Regions from separate parts of the Homo sapiens genome. Here region 2 is linked to region 1. A link is an interaction called in ENCODE POLR2A ChIA-PET data of the cell type or tissue named here. Cell type or tissue: GM12878. All regions are shown on one strand. Each heading gives the region's core, and the rest is flanking DNA. Links, peaks and the distances in the headings are about the cores only.

Region 1 (11,954 bases), core at 3,215-7,214:
ATTTGTTATTTTAGTTTTTAACATTAGTGTCACTGATTTAAGATTAACTCGTATTTAGTATTTCCTTGGCTTCTCTCCTTCTTTCTTTTTTCATCTTAGATCTCCCATCTGTGATCATTTCCTTCAGTTTGAAACCCATTCTTTAGAAACTTCTCAAGCAAAGATTCTTGAATATAAATGCATTATTTCTTATTTGTTTCAAAGTATCTATAGTTTATGCTTGTTTTTAGAATAGATCTTTACTGTTTACAATCTTATATTTATAATTATTTTCTTTCATACCACTGAAGATATTGTTTCAATTATCTTTCAGTTTCCAGTGTTGCTTCCAAGTAGTCAGCTCTTAGTTTAATCTTTGTAGATCATATCTTTGTCGATCATCTGTCTTTTCTGTCTGGTTCCTCTGGAGATATATTCTTCATCTCTCACGTTTTTCCATGCTCCTATCATGTGCCCAAGTGTAAATCTATTTTTATTATGCTGCTTGGGATTCACTGAGCTTTCTGAATCTAGAAATTGAGGTGGTTCACCATTTCTAGAAGTTTCCCAGCCATTATCTCTTCAAACATTGCATCTGCTCTATTTATTCCTTCTTCTACTGGAACTCTGATTAAACATATTATTAGACCTTTTACATTTGTGTTCTGTGACTCCAAACCTCTTCATAATAGTTCCCATGTCTGCTTCTCCATGCTGCATTATGGATAATTTATTTATATCCTTCTTTCAGTTCACTAATTCTCTCTTCACCTTTGTCTAATCCAAACATATATAGTCAACTGATTTTTTACAAGGGAACCAGGAGGACAGGATGGGGAGCAGATAGTCCCTTTAATAAATGGTGCCGAGAAAACTAGACTTCCACATGCAAAAGAATTAAATTGGACCCTTACTTTACACCATACACAGAAATCAGCTCAAAATGGGTAAAAGACCTAAACATAAGACCAGAAACAATGAAACTCCTGGAAGAGAAAATAGAGGAAAAGTGCCTGGACATTGGCACTGGCAATGACAGCTTGGATTTACTTCTGGGCTCCCTATTCTGTTCCAAATATTCTTGCTTATTTTTTATAATCCTTTGCTAGTTATCCATATGTCCATTTCCTCTTTACATTTTAAATATATTATAAATGCTTATATTTTGTATACTATTCATAATATTTACAACATTCTAAATCTGTGTTTGATTCTGCAACCTGTTGTTTTGGAGAGTCTAACTCATGGTGGGTGCATTTTTCCTTGTTTATTTTTTAATATTATAAAACGAGCTTCACATTTACTTTTAAAACTTTAAATGTGAGATATTTTGAGATGTAATTTGAAGGGAAACTTTTCTGGAGAGGATTTGCATATACCAGGCAACCATGATCACTTGAATTAAATGTAATTCTTGGTTTGAAGTTTTGGTAACTACTCAAGTGATGTCAATTAAGACAGCAAGCCTGGTTGAGCCTTAAATTATTAGGATACATTTTTTTCTCTTTCACTCATCTCCACCTTTTAAGGCAGCGATTTATTTTTTAGGCTCATAAAGTGAATGTTTATATATAACTCATGCTACAATCAGGCAATCTAGTTAATGAGATATAAGCTTTATGCTGTGGGTTGGCTGTTTATTGAATTTCCCACCTTGTGAGTCCCACCTCCTCTTGATTTTCTCTCTAATTTTTGTGCCCTAAGTAACCATAAAAATCAGAAGCCTAAGATCAAGTTCTCCAGTGTTCAGTTCTGCTTATCTTTCTGACTTCACTTTAAGCTTCTGATTGGTCCTTATTTTCTTGCAATGTTATCTGAGCATTTATAAAGATCTTTGCATATTTTATTCAGCATTGTAAAGTGTGTTCAGGTTGATGCTCAGTCAGGGTGTTTGGTTTTCCATAATGCTGAATATATTAAACTCATAGTTCACAAATAGAAAGAAGAAGAGAAAGGTACAGCTGAATTAGAAAAATTAACTGATTAAGGATGCTGGAAGGATGCTGAAAACGATAATGTAGTAATATAAGACAAAATGTGCCATGCTATATTGAGTTCTTAGTCATAAGGACCTAGGGAAGATGGAAGATCTTGACATGTGCAATGACCCTGGTTAAGAGTAAATACATGGTGGAAACAAGAATTAAGCAATGCATGACTGTATATTACATACTTACCTATAAACTAAACACCTGCTGTATACAGACATTTAACTCTGTGCTTACAAGAGGTTTATGTCGTGAATATTGCTCTTACAGAAAGCATAATCAACTTGAGAAAAGAAAGGTTAACAATTTGTCCTTTTAACAGTTAAGGAATAATTAAGTGCTAAACCTTGCAGTATTGACTTTAACATCAATAGGAAAGCAGAAAAGGCTGAGCTTTGTGTAAGGCTGCCTAGGATAAGGTTTTCTTGGAACAAATGGAACTTGTTCCATATCCAATTTGGGGATATGGAAAGTTTGAGGCGAAATAGGGAACAGTTAACAAGCTATAGTTTATCAAGGCATGGGAGTGAACACAAAGAAGAAATAAGCACAAAATGTCACCGAGTTGATGAAAGGAGAGGGAACAGTGAAACCCATAGTTTTAGATAGGTTTTAATAACATACTAAAAAACTTAGAAACCATGAGAACATTTTGTTCTATAGTCATGCACTACTTAGCAACAGTGATATGTCCCGAGACATGCTTCCTTAGGTGATTTCATTGTTGTGAAACCACCATAGGCTGTACTTACACAAACCTAGATGGTCTAACCCAGAAGTCCCCAACCTTTTTGGTACCAAGGAGCGGTTTTGTGGAAGATCATTTTTCCATGCACTGGGGGTTTGGGGGTAGTTTCGGGATGATTCAAGTGCATTACATTTATTGTACACTTTATTTCTATTATTATTATATTATAATGAAATAATTATACAACTCAATGTCATGTAGAATCAGTGGGACCCCTGAGCTTGTTTTCCTGCAAGTAGATGGTCCCATGTGGGGGTGATGGGAGACCATGACAGATCATCAGGCATTAGATTCTCATAAGAAGCATATGCAACTTAGGTCCCTCTCAGTTCACAATAGGGTTCACGTTCCTATGAGAATCTAATGCTGCTGCTGATCTGACAAGAGGCAGAGCTCAGGTAGTAATGCCAGCGATGGGGAGCTGCTGTGAAAACAGATGAGGCTCAGCTTGCTGGTGCCTGCCACTCATCTCGTGCTCTGCAGCCCTGGGGTTGCAGACCCCTGGTCTAGCCTACTACATACCTAGGCTATATGGTATAACCTCTTGTTCCTAGGCTACAAATGTGTACAGCATGTTACCTCACTGAACAGGTAATTGTAACATCAGTATTTGTGTATCTAAACATAAGTAAACATATAAAATGGTATACCTGTGTAGGGTACTTACCATGAATGAAGCTTACAGGAATGGAAGTTGCTCTGGGTGAGTCTAAGTGAGTGGTGAGTGAATGTGAGGCCCTGAGACATTATACTACTGTAGGCTTTATAAACACTGTATAGTTAGGCTACACTAAATTTATTTAAAACTATTTTTCTTTCTTCAATAATAAATTAACCTTAACTTACTATAATGTTTTTACTTTAAAATATTTTAAACTTTTTAAAATGTTTTAATAATAACACTTATCTAGAACACAAACACATTGCACAGCTGTACAAAAATATTTCCTTTCTTTATATCCTTATTCAGTAATCTTTTTTCTGTTTTTAAGTTATTTATTTATTTTTACTTTTTAAACTTTTTTTTGTTAAAAACTAAGACACAAAGTTATACATTTACCTAGGCCTACACAGGGTCAGGATCCTCAGTATCCCTGTCTTCCACCTCCACATCTTGTCCCACTGGAAAACCTTCAGGGGCAGTACCATGCATGGAGCTGTTGTCTCCTGTGATAACAGTGCCTTCTTTTGGAACATCTGCAGGACCTAAATGAGGCTGTTTTTACAGTTAGCTTTGTTTTTTTTTTTTTGGTATGTGTAGAAGAAATACACTTTGAAATAATGATAAAAAGTATAGTATAGAAAATACATAAACAGTAACATATTTGATGTTTACTATCATTGTCAAGTATTATGGACTGTACATACATACTTTGTATGACTGGCAGCACAGTAGATTTGTTTGCCTCAGCATTACACCAACACATGAGTAATGCTCTGTGCTAAGATATTACATCATTAGGCAGTAGAAAGTTTTCAGCTCCATTATAATGTTATGGGGCCACCAATGTATATGCAATCTGTTTCTTACTGAAACATAATTAGATGATGCATAACTATTACATTATCTTATATTTTATTATATATTAGACAATATGGAGATATTGAAGATTCTTGAGGAGAGGATCGACATGTTTAAAGTTATGTTGAAAGTTTAGTCTCATTGAGGGCCGGGTGTGGTAGCTCATGCCTGTAATACCGGCACTTTGGGAGGCCGAGGGGAGCGGATCACTGGAGGTCAGGAGTTTGAGACCAGCTTGGCCAACATGGCGAAACCCCATCTCTGCTAAAAAAACATACAAAATTTAGCTGGGCCTGTAATCCCAGCTACTCAAAATATATTTGTTAGGGAAGAACCATGTTATTATTATATGCTCTTTATTAGAGTACATAAAAATAAACATGATATATAAATTTATATTATATAGTATTAATATAACATATTAATGTATATAAATATATTTTTGTTGTTTTAGAGGAATTCCAGGGAAGAAATGTGGTACAATCATACTTACAGCAGAGGAATTAAACTGTTGCAGGGTAAGTAAATATTTCTTTGGTTTAGAAAATACTTCCATACTTCAAATGCTATATCTAAAATTGTACTTAACTAATTAATTTTTAAGTAATTGTAGCAAAAGTGTTATACAATTTTATAACCCATAAAATATCATTTTAGGTACTTAGCCCTATGACCAGAGAGACTGTATTTCATAGTCTGAAAAGTATAATTAGTTATTTTAATAATCTTTTTAAGGAATTGAAAGTATTAAAATAACACCTAATATCAATACTGCTTTTTAAGCATTAGTATAAGGAATAGTCAGTTATACCAATCAGTTCAATTACTGCAAACTTTTTTGCAGTATTTTTGAAGATCTGTGTGTAATCCTGAAGGAATATTTCTTGTCATTTGAGTTTACCCCATTTGTATAAGATATTTTCCCCAATTTTTCTAATTTAATTAATCCAGAATTTATATTGGTTCCATCTCTTGTTAGCTTGGGAAGTCCACATTTGAAGAAAGGATTAGCTGCCACTACAGCTAGCAGTATGACTACAGAGAGTGCATACTCTGTATTTTTAGAACATTGCTACTTTCAGTTGTGATTTGCTGATGCACCCATTGACTCATGATTAATGATTTCACTGTTGTCAAGAAATGGGGTGATAGCTATGACACTCCAGACTGAAAGTAACAATGACCAGCTTAATCTGAAGTCAATATTGTCTGTTTAATGTGGGCCAGCAGATCTCTGGGAATTGGTATTTCCAGAGGAAAAAAATTTTCCCTAGATTACCTCTAGTGCTCTTTACTTTTAGTTGCTGCTTGATTGTAGGAACAGAAACTCACCCCAAATACCAAAAGCTTAACATTTTGACATTGACCAGAGTTTTTATAGAGAGAGCCATAGTTTATTTTATTATCTCAAAAAGTTGTCTTTTTAACTTTTAGATAAATTCTGTAGCTTTATTTACATAATACATTTCTGGTGGGACATGGTGGCTCATGCCTGTAATCTCAGCCTTTGGGAGGCCAAGGTGGGAGGATCACTTGAGCCCAGGAATTCAAGGCTGCCGTGAGCTATTGTGCCACTGCACTCCAGCCTGGGCAACAGAGCAAGACCTTGTCTCAAATATATGTATATATTATATCTCTCAAATATAGATAGATGATCAATAGATAGATAGATAGATAGTTGAGATAATATGCTCAGGGAATCATATGATATTGTCAGCAAATGATAGAAACTGGGTATTACAGCTGATTACATACCTTTGGGATTCTGGGGGCAGGAGTAGAACAGTGAGATAACAATAGGAACTATAATAACAGATGAGTGGAAATAGTTAAACACTAATATTATAATTTAAGTCATTTAAAAAACATGTAAATTGAAGCCTTTCTGTTGTTGTGCTCATTGTCTTTGTCCCCCTGGGCATGTCACGGTCATATCAGTCTCACTTTTCTCATCTAAAAAATACCCCAACATGCCCACATATAATGCTGTTAAAGACTATCAGACTCAAGTTTTGGTTTTGCTACTAATTTGTACTTTGTCTAATCAAGACACTTGACTACTTACTCTGTGTTTTACTTTTCGTATTTGAAGGGCAATAAACCAAAAAATGTGAACTAATCACTAGACTATTTAAAAAAAAAATCTTCCAGTCCTGGCAATTAACTACCATAACATTAAGTTTGATACTATAATGTACATAAAAGTAGTTTGCATATACTACCCAGTGCCTTAGAAAATATAGCATAATTATTTAAATGCAGCGATATTACCTATCCTATTTTTTTAGTTAAAATGATACAATGATTTTTTAAATTATATTATCATCTAATCATCATTTATACTTGTCTCAATTTGTAAATGTTTCAAATAATATATGTTTTGTATGATAAAGGAGGAAAGAAAAAAGGAAGTTCACAGTCAATAAGATACATGTTCTTTTTGGTGATATTAACATGCTATTTTGTCAAAATCTTGAGTTTATTGAGCAGATTTTATGTAAATGTGTCATGAATACAGTACTATCTGTTCTATTTCAAAGTAGAGCCAAGATACCAAGACACAGGTTGAGTATGGACAGGCTGCATCCTAAATATCTTCCACTTTCAGTTCTACTCTCTTGTTGGAAGAGCCGGGAAAATTCTTTTACCAGGCCTTAGTAAATGAAAGGGAATGTGTCATTTAGTGGTCTAGGTATTTTTATCCCTCTTTTTACAATTAATTCAATAACATCTGGAATTATCTTTCAATGAGTCAATACATATTTCTCATACTTAGAAATTATAGTTTAATATTTTTATCAATATTGTTTAAAATCTTGGTGTAACTTCATCTTATGTTTTCTATGTCCTGATTCCTGGCTATAGCCTTATTGATCATCAGCATCATTATTAATACTAATAAACTTGAAATAGTATTTCATTACTACATTAGTATAGTAGAATGCACAAGTGTACTCAAAGAAATGTTCATAGTTACTTCAGAAGAATCAATGCTTTTTAAATTTATACTTTAGGGAACATTAAAAGTATTGGGCATTATTATTTATAATGTTGAATGCAATCATTTTAATTCACCTACAACATCATAAAAATCTACATTTTTCTTTAAAACGAGTTGTCAGTTATTAACTTGTACAATGAACATAAGCTTTAGAGTCAGCTCACCTACATTTTAGTCTTACCTTTTTCACTATTTAGCCGAGTGAGGTTATATTGTTGAAGCTTTAAGTTATGCATTTGTAAAATGACAATTTTTTTAAACCAGTTTATTAGGTATAATTGGCATACAAATAACTGGACATATTTAATGTATACATCATGATGAGTCTGGAGACAGGTATATACCCATGAAACCATCACCACAATCAATGTCATATATTAGTCACTTACAATGGTTCCCCCTACCCTGCTTATTTATTATTAATATTTTTGTGATAATAAACAGCATAAGATTTACCCTTTCAGCAGATTTTTAAATATACAGTGCAGTATTGTTAACCATAGGTACTATACTGTATATAGTAGATCTCTATGACTTATTCATCTTACATAACTGAAATTTTGTGCTCCTTGATAATACCTTCCAGTTTCTTCTTCCCCTCAATCCCGGGAAACCATCATTCTACTCCCTGCTTCTATAATTTTGACTATTTTAGAATCCTCATGTAAGTTACAATATGTAGTATTTATCTTTTTATGGCTGTCTTATTTCACTTATATAGTGTCTTCCAGGCTCATCTATCTTGTTGCAAATGGATGGATGTTCTTCCTTTTTAAGGCTGAATAATATTCCATTGTTTTACATATATATGTGTGTGTGTGTGTGTATAAATTTTATATATATATAAAACATTTTCTGTATCTATTCATCTGTTGATGGACACTTCATTTGCTTCAATATCTTGACTTATTTGTGTATAATGCTAGAATAAACATGGGAGTTCAGATATCTCTTCAAGATACTGATTTCAGTCTCTTTCTTTGGATATATACCCAGAAGTGGGATTGCTGGATCATACAGTAGTGCTGCTTTTAATTTTTGAGGAACCTCCTACTATTTTCCACAGTGGCTGCACTAATTTGCATTCCTAGCAACAGTGTACAAGGGTTTCCTTTTCTCTACATCCTCACTGACACTGCTTCCTTTTGCGTTTGTTTTTTGATAGTAGGCATTCTAACAGGCGTGAGCTAATCTTTTGTATGGATTTGCATTTCTCTGATGATTGGTGATGTTGAGCACCTTTCATATGTGTGTTGGTCATTTGTATGTCCTTAGAGATATGCTTATTCAGGTTCTTAGCCCATTTTTAAATTGGGTTGATTTTCTATTTTTTATTTTTATTTATTTTTAGTTTTTGCAGTATTTTTGAAGATTTGTAGGAGTTCCTTATATATTTTGGAAATTAACCTTTATAGTATACAGTATCTTAGTCCATTTTGTGTTGCAATAAAAGAATATCTGAGAGTAGGTAACTTATTTTTAAAAAGAAGTTTATTTAGCTCACTCTTCTACCAGCTGAGAAGCTCAAGAGCATGGTACTGGCTTGTGGTAAGGGCTTTCATACTGTTTCACATTGTGGCAGAGAAAGTGAAAGTGGAAGCAGACATTTGTGAACATAGGGACACCTGAGGGGCACCCTAGCTTTATAAAAACCCACTCTTAATAGAATGAACTCATTCTGAGAGAATTAATCCAGTCTCATTCAAGACTGTGAAAGCAGCACCTACCTATTTATGAGGGATTCACACCCATAACCCAAACACCTTCCATGGGGCCCCACCTCCCAGCACTGTCACACTGGTGATCAAATTTCGATATGAGCTTTGGTAGGGACAAACAAGTCATAGCAACCACAGCATATTTTCTCCCATTCTGTAGGTTGCCTTTTCATTCTGTTGATTGTTTCCTTTGCTGAGCAGAAGCTTTGTAGTTTGATGCAGTCCCACGTGTATTTTTGCTTTTGTGGCCTATGCTTTTGTATCATATCCAAGAAATAATATCCAAGGCCAATATCACAAGGCTCTATGTTTTCTTCTAAAAATGGGAATATTATTAATTCTTCCTTTAGATGGATACTCTATAGGAAAGAAATGGTAGCATTTAAGGGATGTATAGGTCATAAATTTATACAAATATTTATTTGTAGTGTAATAATCCTAATTATCTCAACTTATTTTGATACAGTTTTATTCAAATGCAAATTTTATATTTAATTAAATGCCACAGTAAAAACTAATGTAGTTTAGAAATTATGTTGGGAGTGTATCTTCAATCAGTATTTTTTTTTTAAATACGGGGTCTCACTCTATTGCCCAGGCTGAAGTGCAGTGGCACAATTTTGGCTAACTGCAGGCTTTGAGCTCCTGGGCTCAAGTGATTCTCCCACCTCAGTCTCCCTCCTAGCTGGGAACATAGGCAGGCACCGCCACACCTGGCTAATTTTTTTTTTTTTTTTTGATAGAGATGTGGTCTCACTGTGTTGTCCAGGCTGGTCTTGAACTCCCAGACTCAAGTGATCCAAGCCCCCCTTGCCCTCCCAAAGCGCTGGGGTTACAGTCATGAGCCGCTATGCCTGGCCTTTTATGTAGTATTTTAAAAGTAGCTTGAAATTTTTCATAAAGTATATTTTTTGTTTTTATTTATTGATTGATTGAACAGTGTTTACAAAATGTTATTATGTCCTTGGAATGAATGCTTAGAATAGAATGGCAAGAAAAAAACAGTACAAAACACAACACCACAACCCCCAAACCTGGTCCTTGTTTTTAATGAACACATAGTTTGTGGGAAAGAGAGACATTAGTCGGCTGACTATGCAGGTAATATATGTCATGATATGTGACAAGTGATTCAAATATATTATGAGAGTACAGCAGGGATCTAATTTATATTAAGCCTTGGGGGAATCACTGGGCCTCTTTGAGAAAGTGACATTTAAGCTAAGACCTAAAGAAGGAGTAGTGTTTGCCAGCCCAAGGATAAGAATTCCAGCAGACACAGCTGTATAAGGTCCTGAGGTGGGAAAGGCATGTGTGGGTCCGATGTGAGATGGCCAGGGGTGAGCAGTGGGAGTTGATTGAGCTAAAACATTGCCAGTTGAAGGTGGAAAAGGCTGGTCAGAACCCATTAGATGTTGGCCTTTGCGGACCATGTTAAAGGTTCTGCATTTTTCCTAAATGCAAGGGAAAGCCTTAAAGCATTTTAAGTTGTGAGCAACATGAATTTTTCATGTTTCAAGACTTTTATTCTGTCTGCTGAATGGAGAATGGATTGGATACATCAAAGAGTCGAAGTGGGAGTAAGGAATAAATGTCAATGAACATGTCTGGGTGAGAAATAAGATTGAACTGGACTGAGGTGGTGGCAGCAGAGCCAAAGTAAAGATTTGAGCAAAATTTTAGAGGTAAATGATGCAACTGGTGGTGGACTGGATAAAGGATCAGGAAAATAGAAGAGTCAAGGATGGCTTCTTTGGGCACTTGAGTGAATGACAATGCCACTAACTGAGCTGGGAAAATTATAGGAGAAGCAAGTTTATGGATAGACGTTAGATGTTCAGATTGGAATATGTTAGAAGTGCCTGTGAAACATCCAAGTGGCTTTATGCAATAGAATGGTCCTTATATGTGGAGTATTAAAGAGAGGTCTTAAAAAATGTATTAGGTGACATTAAGCATAAGGCATAAAAACAAAGCAAAACAAAACAAAACTTTGCAGTGATGCTAGTGTATTTCTAAAAGTATATAAATACTTTTCCTCTCAAACAAGATGTATTTTGTGCTTAATACAAATGTACCATTTAATCCCTGCTAAGTTGTTAACCTGAGTAATTGCAAGAACATTATTTTTCCTAAGGTTATATAATTTTCTTCATTGAAATAAATCTTTATTTTGAATCAGTTATTCATTTTGCAAGCCCTAAGGGATATAATTTGAAAAATTAAATTTAGTATTACATTTACCAGTGAGCCTATGAAAATTCATGCTTTTATAATAATACACCTCTGATGTTTTATTCACAATCTATTTGAAATAAACACATTTCATTTATCTATTATGCATTGTAAGTATACAGAATGTTTCTTGGAAGTTTATATTTTGGTCCAGGTGCTTTGGGAGAAATGTGTTAAAGTGTAATGTTTTTCTGCAAGAACAATGTCCTTGGAATGTCCCCATGTTCTTAGAAAGCCATTCTCTCCCAAGGGCATTTAAATATATATGGAAATGAAGGGGCATTCAAAATAAACAAACTAAACCAAACAGCTCGCCTTTTCAATGCTGCCTTTGATTTTATAATTTGATCATCCAGAATGATTATTTCACTACTTCTATAATAGATAGTATAGAACTTTTTGATCTTTAAACCTCTAATTTAAAAAGAACATGATATGCTTGAGAGGTTTGAGGTGATAGTGATGTCCATATTGTCCTTACCTCTATTGTCACTATACGTTGCTAGAATGTATTTCCTGCTCTGTTATAAATGTTCCTCTGATAGAAGTTATCACAGCTACATGCTACAAGTAAAATCAAATAATACTATACCAATACTTTTGAAAATGTGAAATTAAGAAATCTGACCTTTCCAAGGGTAGATACTGCCTTGTTCATTACCCTATTCCAAGATTCTAGCTTGACTATTGCTTGCTAAATGTTTGCTAAGTAAGAAAATGAGTGAATGAATGAATGATAAAGGTAGCATCATGTTTTGTGTAG
Region 2 (9,506 bases), core at 4,628-8,627, 56 kb before region 1:
AGAAGTGTATGGGATAGGAAGGTACCTTAAACATGGCTAATTCTTTTCCCTTTAATAGTCACTAGTGACTACATTTTATTATATAAGAGATACTCCTCCTAGAAATCATAAATGTATATTTCCTTTCAAATCTTTCTCTTTTGTAGAAATACTTTTATTTTCATAAGAAAATTTTATCTTCTCATCGTAAGAAATTTTATCTTGACACTGCTTTACCCTCATGATACCTCTTTTACTATCTCCTCATCAGGTTTTCAATTCTGCTTAAACTACCCTGACATAGGTTAGATTAAGATTGAATGTCTTCTCTTCACTCTTTACCTCATAATCTCTCTCTCTCTGTTCCAAATAGGATTGACTACTCCGTTCTTGAAACATTCATTTCTAACTTCCACAGAAACCTCTCCCTTGCTGCTTCTCCAGCCTCCCTGTTTACCCATTATCTGTCACTTTAAGCTTTATTTCCTCCTCTTATCCCTAAATATTATTTTTTCTCATAACTTTATTTTCAATTTTTATCTCATCTCACTATATAAACTGTTTTTGGGAGAGCTCAACCATGTCCCTACCATACCTGATGACCCTCAAGTGTTTATCCCTCTGGATACCTTAGCAAATGCAAGTTTCAATTGCTTGTTAAGTATTTCCTAGTACATACTCCACAGAAGCCTAAAACTCAAGTAGATCTAAAATTTATGATTTTTTCCTTCCAGATCATGTGCTTCTGCTTCTGTGATTTATCTTGAGAATAATTCATCAACACAGTTTACTCAGTTAGAAAATTTGGATGCATGGTTAACCACTTTCTGTGTCACGTTTGACTTTTACTGAGCCACCAAGTCCTATTCCTTCTAACAAAAAAATGCTTCTCTTTCTGCCTTCTTCTTTCCCTTCTTGCTGTTATTGCCTTAGTTCAGATTCTCATTACTTTTCTACCGATATATTGCATCGTCTCCTGTAGGTCCCATGATTTATATTATTTTACATTTTAAGCTATCCTTTATATTTGTGTCTGTGTTATATTTTTAAAATATATTTAGTCGACTATACAGATTAGTTAATAAGTGCCTGAGCTTATAAGTAGGTGAAGGATGTCGAAAGAGAAGAAAAATGTGTTTTTGAATTGTTATAAGAACTGTTAGAGATGACTATCTAGATTTCTGTTAGAAATTTATAGCAAAAGCTATTCCTTAATTGAAAGCATACAAGTACAGATTTTAGGTAAAGACGCATATAGCTCATCCAACCCAAAAGAAATTCATGAGGATTTTTGAAGATCAGACAGAATCAATGAACAAGATAGGTTTATTCCCTGAGGATATGATTCATTAAGACTGTTGTTGTCTACCTGCCAATTTTGCAAAGTGAAATAAATATGAACTGGAACCTTGTAGGAAAAACTGCTAAGTGCCCAGGTTGCATGTGGCATAAAGGCACTTACTTATTTTTTTATAAAAGGGATTTTGTAGCAAGAGAGACCCCTTGAATTAGTAATAATAATTTTTTTTTTCCATTCTCTTTTCCGATAATTTTGAAAGAATTTTCTCTCAGGATGACTTTATTTGGTGTTCGGTACTTAAGACTCTTGGGTCAAATTCCTGTTTTTTGATACTGTTAGGGAAAATGGAGATAGAATATAGAACTGCACCTTAGATTTCTAACATTGCAAATAAATATGACATAAGACGTAAATGATCATAATTACTTTAATTGATTCTATTTGTGGTGGAAACGTGTTTTAGTGAAAATCATTGTGCACCAGACAAAGACTTATGGAATCTAGGGACATCTTTTTTAGAAGATTTATTCTGTTTATGATTCTCTGAGGAAATAGCTTTACTAAGATATTTTTCCCTATACTGTTAGGCCCTGTGAACAAAATATGGCATTTTGAATTCTGAGTTTGTTCTGTAAGGTACTAGTGAACCTACTCAACTAAATACTATTAGCAGAACTACATAGCATACTTTCATTTGCATAATTAAATTGCATAAGCCAAATCATTAATGAAAGGATTAATGACAGGCCCATAATTGGTGTGTACAGGATTCTGCTTGGGATGTTGGACCAGATAACATAGAAACTGTACTCTATATACTAAATTTTCATACAGACAAGGCAATCCAAAATACATTTATCCACTTGGTTGGTTGCGGAAGGCACCACTAAACTTTTTGTTTCAGACGTATTCATGGGTCACTGGATTATTTTGTACACTAGATACTAGACTTCAGTGAAGGTGTATATTTTTTAATACACTTTCTAAATATTATAAATATAAGCTTTCACATACAGATCAGTTATATTTAAAAATTTTATTTGAATATTGTTTGGACCATGAAATGGATTTTCTCATAGAAACAGATTTTTAAGTGGGGCAAGATTCTTTCATTAGAGTATAAAGCTAATTTAACGTATATATAGATGAACTAAATTCTAAAGTATTAATATATATTCATATAGGCAGACAGGCAATAAATATAGGACAGGCACTTGTCATGCTGGGGAATATAGCAATGAATAAGACAAACAAGGCCTCTCTCCTAAAGCAGCTTACATTTTGGAATTGAAGAGGTGAGGTAAGCAGATTTACTCAATGAACATGAATACAATAAGTGATTAAGATACTTGACTTTCTTTATGGCACTTAAACTAGTAAGACATTGACACTGGGAGAGAGTGACTGGAGAAGCACCAGTAGTCAGAAGCTGAAGTTTCCCTAAACCAACCAGCATGGTTCTATGCCATTTATCACCTTGGGTGTATATTTACTGAGGAGAAGGAGGGAATGATTGAAAATCTAGGAGAACAGCATCCCAGGCAAAAGGAAGAACAGTCCAGTGGCCTTGAGTCAAGAAAGAGTCTGGGGCCAGGTGCGGTGGCTCATGCTTGTAATCCCAGCACTTTGAGAGGCCGAGGTGGGCAGATCACGAGGTCAGGAGATTGAGACCATCCTGGCCAACGTGGTGAAACCCTGTATCTACTAAAAATACAAAAATTAGATGGGCATGGTGGCACATGCCTGCAATCCCAGCTACTCAGGAGGCTGAGGCAGGAGAATCGCTTGAACCAGGGATGAACCAGGGAGGCGGAGGTTGCAGTGAGCCGAGATTGTGCCACTGTACTCCAGCCTGGTGACAGAGTGAACTCCATCTCAAAAAAAAAAAAAAAGTTTGGAATGTTGGTGTGACAGAAAGTTGGCTACCATATGTAAAATATTATGAGTGATGAAGGGAGTGTACTGAAATAGTTCGGAAACATACATAGGAATCAGATGATGGAGAGATTTGGAGGCCACAGTTAAAAAAAGAGTTTGGATTTTTCTTTTTTTGGATGGATATCACTGGAGGATGATGTGATCTGATTTATGCATTTAAATGGTGACTGTGACAGTTGAAGTGGAGAATGGGGTTGAGGAAGCAAGACTGGAATTAAGGAGGTCAGTTATAAGGCTGTTGTAGTTTGACTGGGTGAGCAACCTTTGGTGGTTAAAAACCATTGAAGTGGTAAGACGTGGTCAGATTTGGAATATATGTTGGTAGTATGACTGATGATGAATTGGATGTCCAGTGTAAAAATAAGAGAAGTTAGAGTGGCTACTAGGTTCCTGATGAGAACAAATGGGTAAATAGTGATGTGGTTCATATAATGAGGTACATTGGGGAGAAGGAGATTGAGGCAGGGGGGTGAGGATTGAGAGACCCATGGTAAGGCCAAGTTCATGTTAAATTTGAGACCCCCAGTAAGCATCCAAATGGAGATATTGATTAGGCAGTGTTTGAAGACTAAGATATAGATTTACTAACCATCAGCCAATCAAGTTGGAACTCAGAGTTATCTAAGAAAATGCAAATGGAGAAGAGAATAGGATAGAATCTTGAGGGAAGAAGAGTAGCTAGAATGATCATTTTAAAAGCCAGCTAGGACATGTCGCTTTCCAGTTTAAACCCTCCAATGGCTTTCATCCACACTTGGGATAGAAATCAGTCCTTGATATAGCCCCTGGTTACCTCCTCTCCTGCCATTCTCATCATTGCTCACCCTGCTCTAACCTGCTGTCTCTCTTGCTTTTCCTTGAGCACCCAAATACTTGTCTCAGGGACTTTGTTCTTGCTTTTTCTCCTATCTGTAATGCTTCTGCCCCAGATATTCACATGGTTCCCTCCCTCACATGATTCAGGTATCTACTTGAATAGATAACTGCAAGGACTTACCTGACTGCCCTGTGTAAAAGAGCTCTTCATGTTATCCTTTGATAATTTTTAAAAATTGGTGGCCGGGTGCGGTGGCTCATACCTGTAATCCCAGCACTTTGGGAGGACAAGGCGGGCAGATCACGAGGTCAGGAGATCGAGACCATCCTGGCTAACACGGTGAAACCCCGTCTCTACTAAAAATACAAAAAATTAGCTGGGCGTGGTGACGAGTGCCTGTAGTCCCAGCTACTCGGGAGGCTGAGGCAGGAGAATGGTGCAAACCCAGGAAGTGGAGCTTGCAGTGAACCGAGATCGCTCCACTGCACTCCAGGCTGGGCAACAGAGCAAGACTCCCGTCTCAAAAAAAAAAAAAAAAGGTTAATTTCAGTCACTGATCATCTACTTGTTGAAAATTTTCTTTCAGTGTCTTATTTAACTGCCTTCATTTGGACTGTTAGAAAGCCAAAGGTATCTTTTCTTTTCTTTTTTTTTTTTTTTTTTTTTGAGATAAGGTCTCACTCTGTCGCCCAGGCTGGAGTACAGTGCCACGATCTCAGCTCACTGTTACCTCTGCCTCCGGGATCAAGCGATTCTCCTGCCTTAGCCTCCCAAGTAGTTGGGATTACAGGCACACAGCACCATATCCAGCTAATTTTTGTATTTTTAGTAGAGATGGGGTTTCACCATGTTGGCCCGACTGGTCTTGATCGCCTGACCTCAAGTGATCCGCCCGCCTCGGCCTCCCAAAGTGCTGGGATTACAGGTGTGAGCCACTGCTCCTGGTGTAGCCAAAAATATCTTAAAAACCAACAGTTGTGCTGAGGGAAAAGAAATGTACACATTCAAGGATAGGGTATAATTTTAGAAATTGTATTTGTAATTTAAATTTAGAACTTTGTATTATCTCTCGGAGGTTGGATTTAGCATTTTGGTTTGTAGATGGATCTATCCGTTAAAAAGACAAATTCTTGCTTTTTTATAATATTAAAATGTGAGAAATTGTTTCTACTAAAATATTGAATCAAGCCCGGGTGCAGTGGTTTATGCCTCTAATCCTAGCTCTTTGGGAGGCTGAGGCAGGTGGATCACCTGAGCTCAGGAGTTCGAGACCATCCTGGCCAACATGGCGAAACCCTGTCTCTACTAAAAATACAAACATTAGCTGAGAGTGCCATAAATATTTGGGGGCAAAATGTACGGTACCTGTAGAGGCCTCCATTTAAGTCGTATGTACATTATACTCACCTGAATTTGCAAGAGCAACAGGCCGAGGTCTTCTATAGCCTTACACTTCCCAGCTTCACCTTTAAGGGAGAGGCCTGGGAAGTGATCTGGCAATACTGCCCTGTATGGCTGTATGTCCAGCTTACTGCCACAGTACTGTTTTCCTTCTCAGCAGATGTCTGTGCTTTTCATGTCTGCCATTATGGGCCTGTGTTGATTCTTCAGCAGTCCCAGTTTAGCTAATTGGGTGATTGCATTGCCCTGCGCTGGTGGAGCTGGAAAAGGAAATGACTTCTGACTTAGTTTTCTCCTGGGGCTTTTTCTGTAGAGTCCAGTGGTGTATGTCATAGTGTATGTCAAGCCACACACCCTTTCCCGTGCTTCTTGTAGGTATGAAATCGTCCTCATTACCTAGCACTCAGGTGTTTTTAATTCAGGGGTTTATCAAACCAGTCTAGTGGAGTTCTGGCCAATCAGCTAGGACTAGCCAGAGCTGGTTGACACCAGTGTGTGTGTGGCCTTTGATACAGAAATACACAGATTCACGTCATAGCTTTTTGGTGCACGTTTTGTTGATTTTGTTCAGCCAAGATGATTGTTCATGTGTTCTCTTGTATTTGTTAGTGTGTCTCCATATTAATATGATCCTGCTCAATATTTATGTTTTATTCTCTTGAGCAATTTCAGCACAGATGGCTTTTACTGAGACTCGCTACTCCATTGGCAAAGTCCATTTAATATGTAGTATTTGCAGGTGCGCATAAGCATAACTATCCTTAGAAAAGAATTCTGGAATCGCCCTTGTGTGTTTTTTTGCTGCTGACTCAGAAGAGCAATGATACATTTCAGATCTTCAGTTTTCAGTTCTTTCTAGCTGTCATGAGACTTAAAGAAATTTAGGTTTATTAAAATTCCATAAACATTTGTAAAATCTGTTTTGATATTGATAAAGAAGTGCCATTATGAAAGGTGTTTAATTTAAATATGGGAAAGCTTTATCTTAAATTCTCTTTATGTATTTGAAAACAAATTTAAAGTGATTTGCAGTTTAATGAAGGTATGGCCATGCCGGCAGTATCCAAGTATCAGATGTGGGGTTATTTTTTGTCTCATGTGCAAGTATGGTTTTCACCAAATCCTGTCATTTTTCTGTGTGGTACTGTTTGGGGCCTTAACACTTTGCCTCTTATTAACTACCATAGCCTTCTGATTGATCTGGCTTCTAGTTTTTTTCCTCATTCCTGAAATCACTCTGCAAATAGGCACTTGAGTAATCTTCTGAATACACTGCTCTAATGGTGTCCCTGAATTGGTGAAAGGCTTCTGGTTGCTTCTGATGACCCTAAGACAACTTTTGTGTCTGGTCATGAGGGCCCTCTCTGGGCTTGGCTCTTCATCTCCATTTCTGCTTTTTACTTGAGTCCTTCTCTTTTCTCATTATTCTCTGGCCTGTAACTCTGTTCTGTAAATCTAGAATGTCCAATTATCTTCTCTCCAAGCAATATCTGATCTGATTCCTTACTGGCTCTCAAGAAAGTAATTCCTTTGGGAAAATGTTCCCTTGACTATGCTAGTCTACAGATATCTTTTCCTCCTCTTTTTAATTAGGGCACTTCTCACCCCCACTTTCCCCACCTCCAACACTGAAGAACATAGTTTTTACTTTTGTGGCTTGGTAAGCTTTTTTGTGACTGGGTCTCATTCCTTTCATTAGACTAGAAGCAGAGAGGCAGCATGGCTTGGCATAGTGATTAGGTGAGTAGTAAGCCTTGGGTTTAGACTTGGGTCCAAATTGTAGCTCTGAGCAATTTACTATCTCTGTGCCTCAGTTCCCTTATCTGAGAAATGGGGCCAATACTAGTTCCTCACCATAGGTTGGCTTTTTTCTTTCATCTGAGAACAGTCATTTCTCTGTAAAACTACTAAACTAAATAGATTTGTTTATTTAGTATACTGAACACATTTTGTTTGCCATTAATCCTCTCTGTCCATCCTTCTTAGGAATTTTCTTGGTCGTGTTCAGTACACAAACAATTTAGAGAGATCTCTCACCTTGTTTTAGAACAGGGCAATTCTTTGAACACATACAGGCTAAGCTAGAAGGCACGTGTCTTTCCCTGGAACAACTTCACATTTTCTTGACCTACATATCCAGATGGTGTTGGTGCCCTTATTTTATAGATATATGAGTTTGCACTGTACTTATGGTATTTAAATTCTTATGTGGCATATCAGTCTGGAATCAGAACATCAGAGTTTGTCTTGGCTCTGCTATTTATGGAAAATCAACCTTCTAGAGTTTTAGTTTCTATTTTTTAAATTAAATTAAATTAAATTAAAAATTTTTGTGAGTACATAGTAGGTGTATGCATTTATGAGGTACATGAGATGTTTTGATATAGGCATGCAATGTGAAATAAGCACTTAGTTTCTTTATATGTGAAATGCAGTGTTAATATCAGACCTCTCATTTACAGGGTTATTCTGAGTCTTGAAAATAAGAATCATACGGTTGTATGTTAATGAACGTTATAGTATATTTTACTTAACCCATTTTTAGGCACTTACAATATGCTAGTATTAACTCATGCAATAACTAATTGAACCCTCAGAACAATTTTGTGAGGAGGTACTAATACATTATAGAGAAGAGCAAACTGCAGAGCTTAATTAATTGCCTACAATCACAGTTAGTAAGTGGTAGTACTAGAATAGACACCTGGCAGGTTGGCTGTGGACCCTAGTTGAGGCTACTGCATCACATGACCTTTCTCTAAGTGTTACTGGGATTAGCCACCTCTGCTGTGGGCTTTCTCATTTTGTCTCCTCAGCCAACAATTCCAGTAATTCAGAGGCATCCGAAGTTAAGCCAATTGTGCATTCAAAACCTCCAACTTTTGTCTATTTTGTATTGTAACTTAAAACATAAAAAGAAAACAAATGCAATGCCTGTGAACTCAGAATAACTGCTCTGTGATTAAAAACACAAAATGCTGTGCAAACATGTGAAAGTCACATGGTAAGATTAATGCATATTGAGCTTATTTTACTTATTGTTGGAAGTTAGAAATGTCAATATTTCAGCAATGAAAACAATGCAGATGTATGATGTACAAAACATATACTGTAAAGATAGTTTGGAAACTTATGAGCTTTAATCTTTTTATCTATTTCAGGACTTTCTGGGACAAGTGTTTTGTACATTGGGAGAGATCGTTGGTTCACAGGGAAGTCGCCTGGAAAAACCAATAGTGTAAGTATTTTTTAATTCAGACAATGAAATGCCAACTTTAACAGTTTCTATTTTGTCAGTTTGGAATTGGTGAATGCATGGTTGTGGAGCAAAAGTGGGTTTTAAAATCTTGTTTGAGTTTTTTCTTTTAACAAATAATTTTGACATATTTTTAAAGAATAATTTCTATGTCACCTGTCATATGCTATGCTAAAAAATTTTCACAAGATGAAATGAGCAAATTTAAATAAGGAAATGTGTTGTTTTTCTTTTGGTTGTACTATTAATTATCAGATTTCGTACTTCTTGAAAAAGAGATTTTACTCTTTTGGGTTAGTAAATATATGTAGTAAACTGCTGTTAATACCATGTATTTCATAAATGCACTTTTGGTTATTGAAATTTTCATAATAATTTTTACCATGGAAGTGGCTTGTAGAGAAAGCTGTAAGTAGGTAAATATTGGGAGAAGGTAATCACTAAGAATGGTCTATTCCATCTTCACCTTCAATTACTAGGATCATGTTTAGTTTTCATGTCAATTGCATGAGTTGATTCTGTTTCCTCCAGTTCCAAATAAGGCAGGGAGCAAATTTTAGAAATTTTTCATGGCTTTATTCTCCTTTCCTCCTTCTTCCCCTTCCCTAATCCTGATTATTTGGATTGACTTAACTGTTCATAAAATTCAGAAGATCTAGAAAGAATAGTACATTTGCAGAGTTAACCACAATCTCAAAAGCTTTAGGGAATTTTGAAGTCTTTATCTTCATCAACCTTTTAAGAATCTCAAACTCAAAAAATAAATATTCCAATACTCCATAAATCTGTTTATTTCTGACATAAATACTTGAAAT

Evidence for each region. Peaks named below come from ENCODE experiments on the same cell type or tissue, not always from the same donor. Only the 100,000 strongest peaks of a DNase experiment are listed, where the experiment ranks them.
Region 2: POLR2A ChIA-PET joins it to region 1 with 5 read pairs; 4 of 35 experiments call an interaction of 5 or more read pairs at or near these places.

Annotation. Positions count from the first base shown.
Region 1 is chr12:38,769,039-38,780,992 of GRCh38, reverse strand. CPNE8 (copine 8) reads left to right here. Exons shown (of 20, transcript NM_153634.3): 7 at 4,692-4,755. Among named protein-coding and RNA genes, the nearest start is that of CPNE8, 130 kb to the left of the region's middle. In GM12878, for the core only: no CTCF peak of the experiment used is centred there; a DNase peak (open chromatin) is centred at 5,332; H3K27ac peaks cover 2,543 bases.
Region 2 is chr12:38,828,546-38,838,051 of GRCh38, reverse strand. It overlaps CPNE8 (copine 8), which reads left to right. Exons shown (of 20, transcript NM_153634.3): 6 at 8,597-8,673. Among named protein-coding and RNA genes, the nearest start is that of CPNE8, 72 kb to the left of the region's middle. In GM12878, for the core only: no CTCF peak of the experiment used is centred there; no DNase peak of the experiment used is centred there.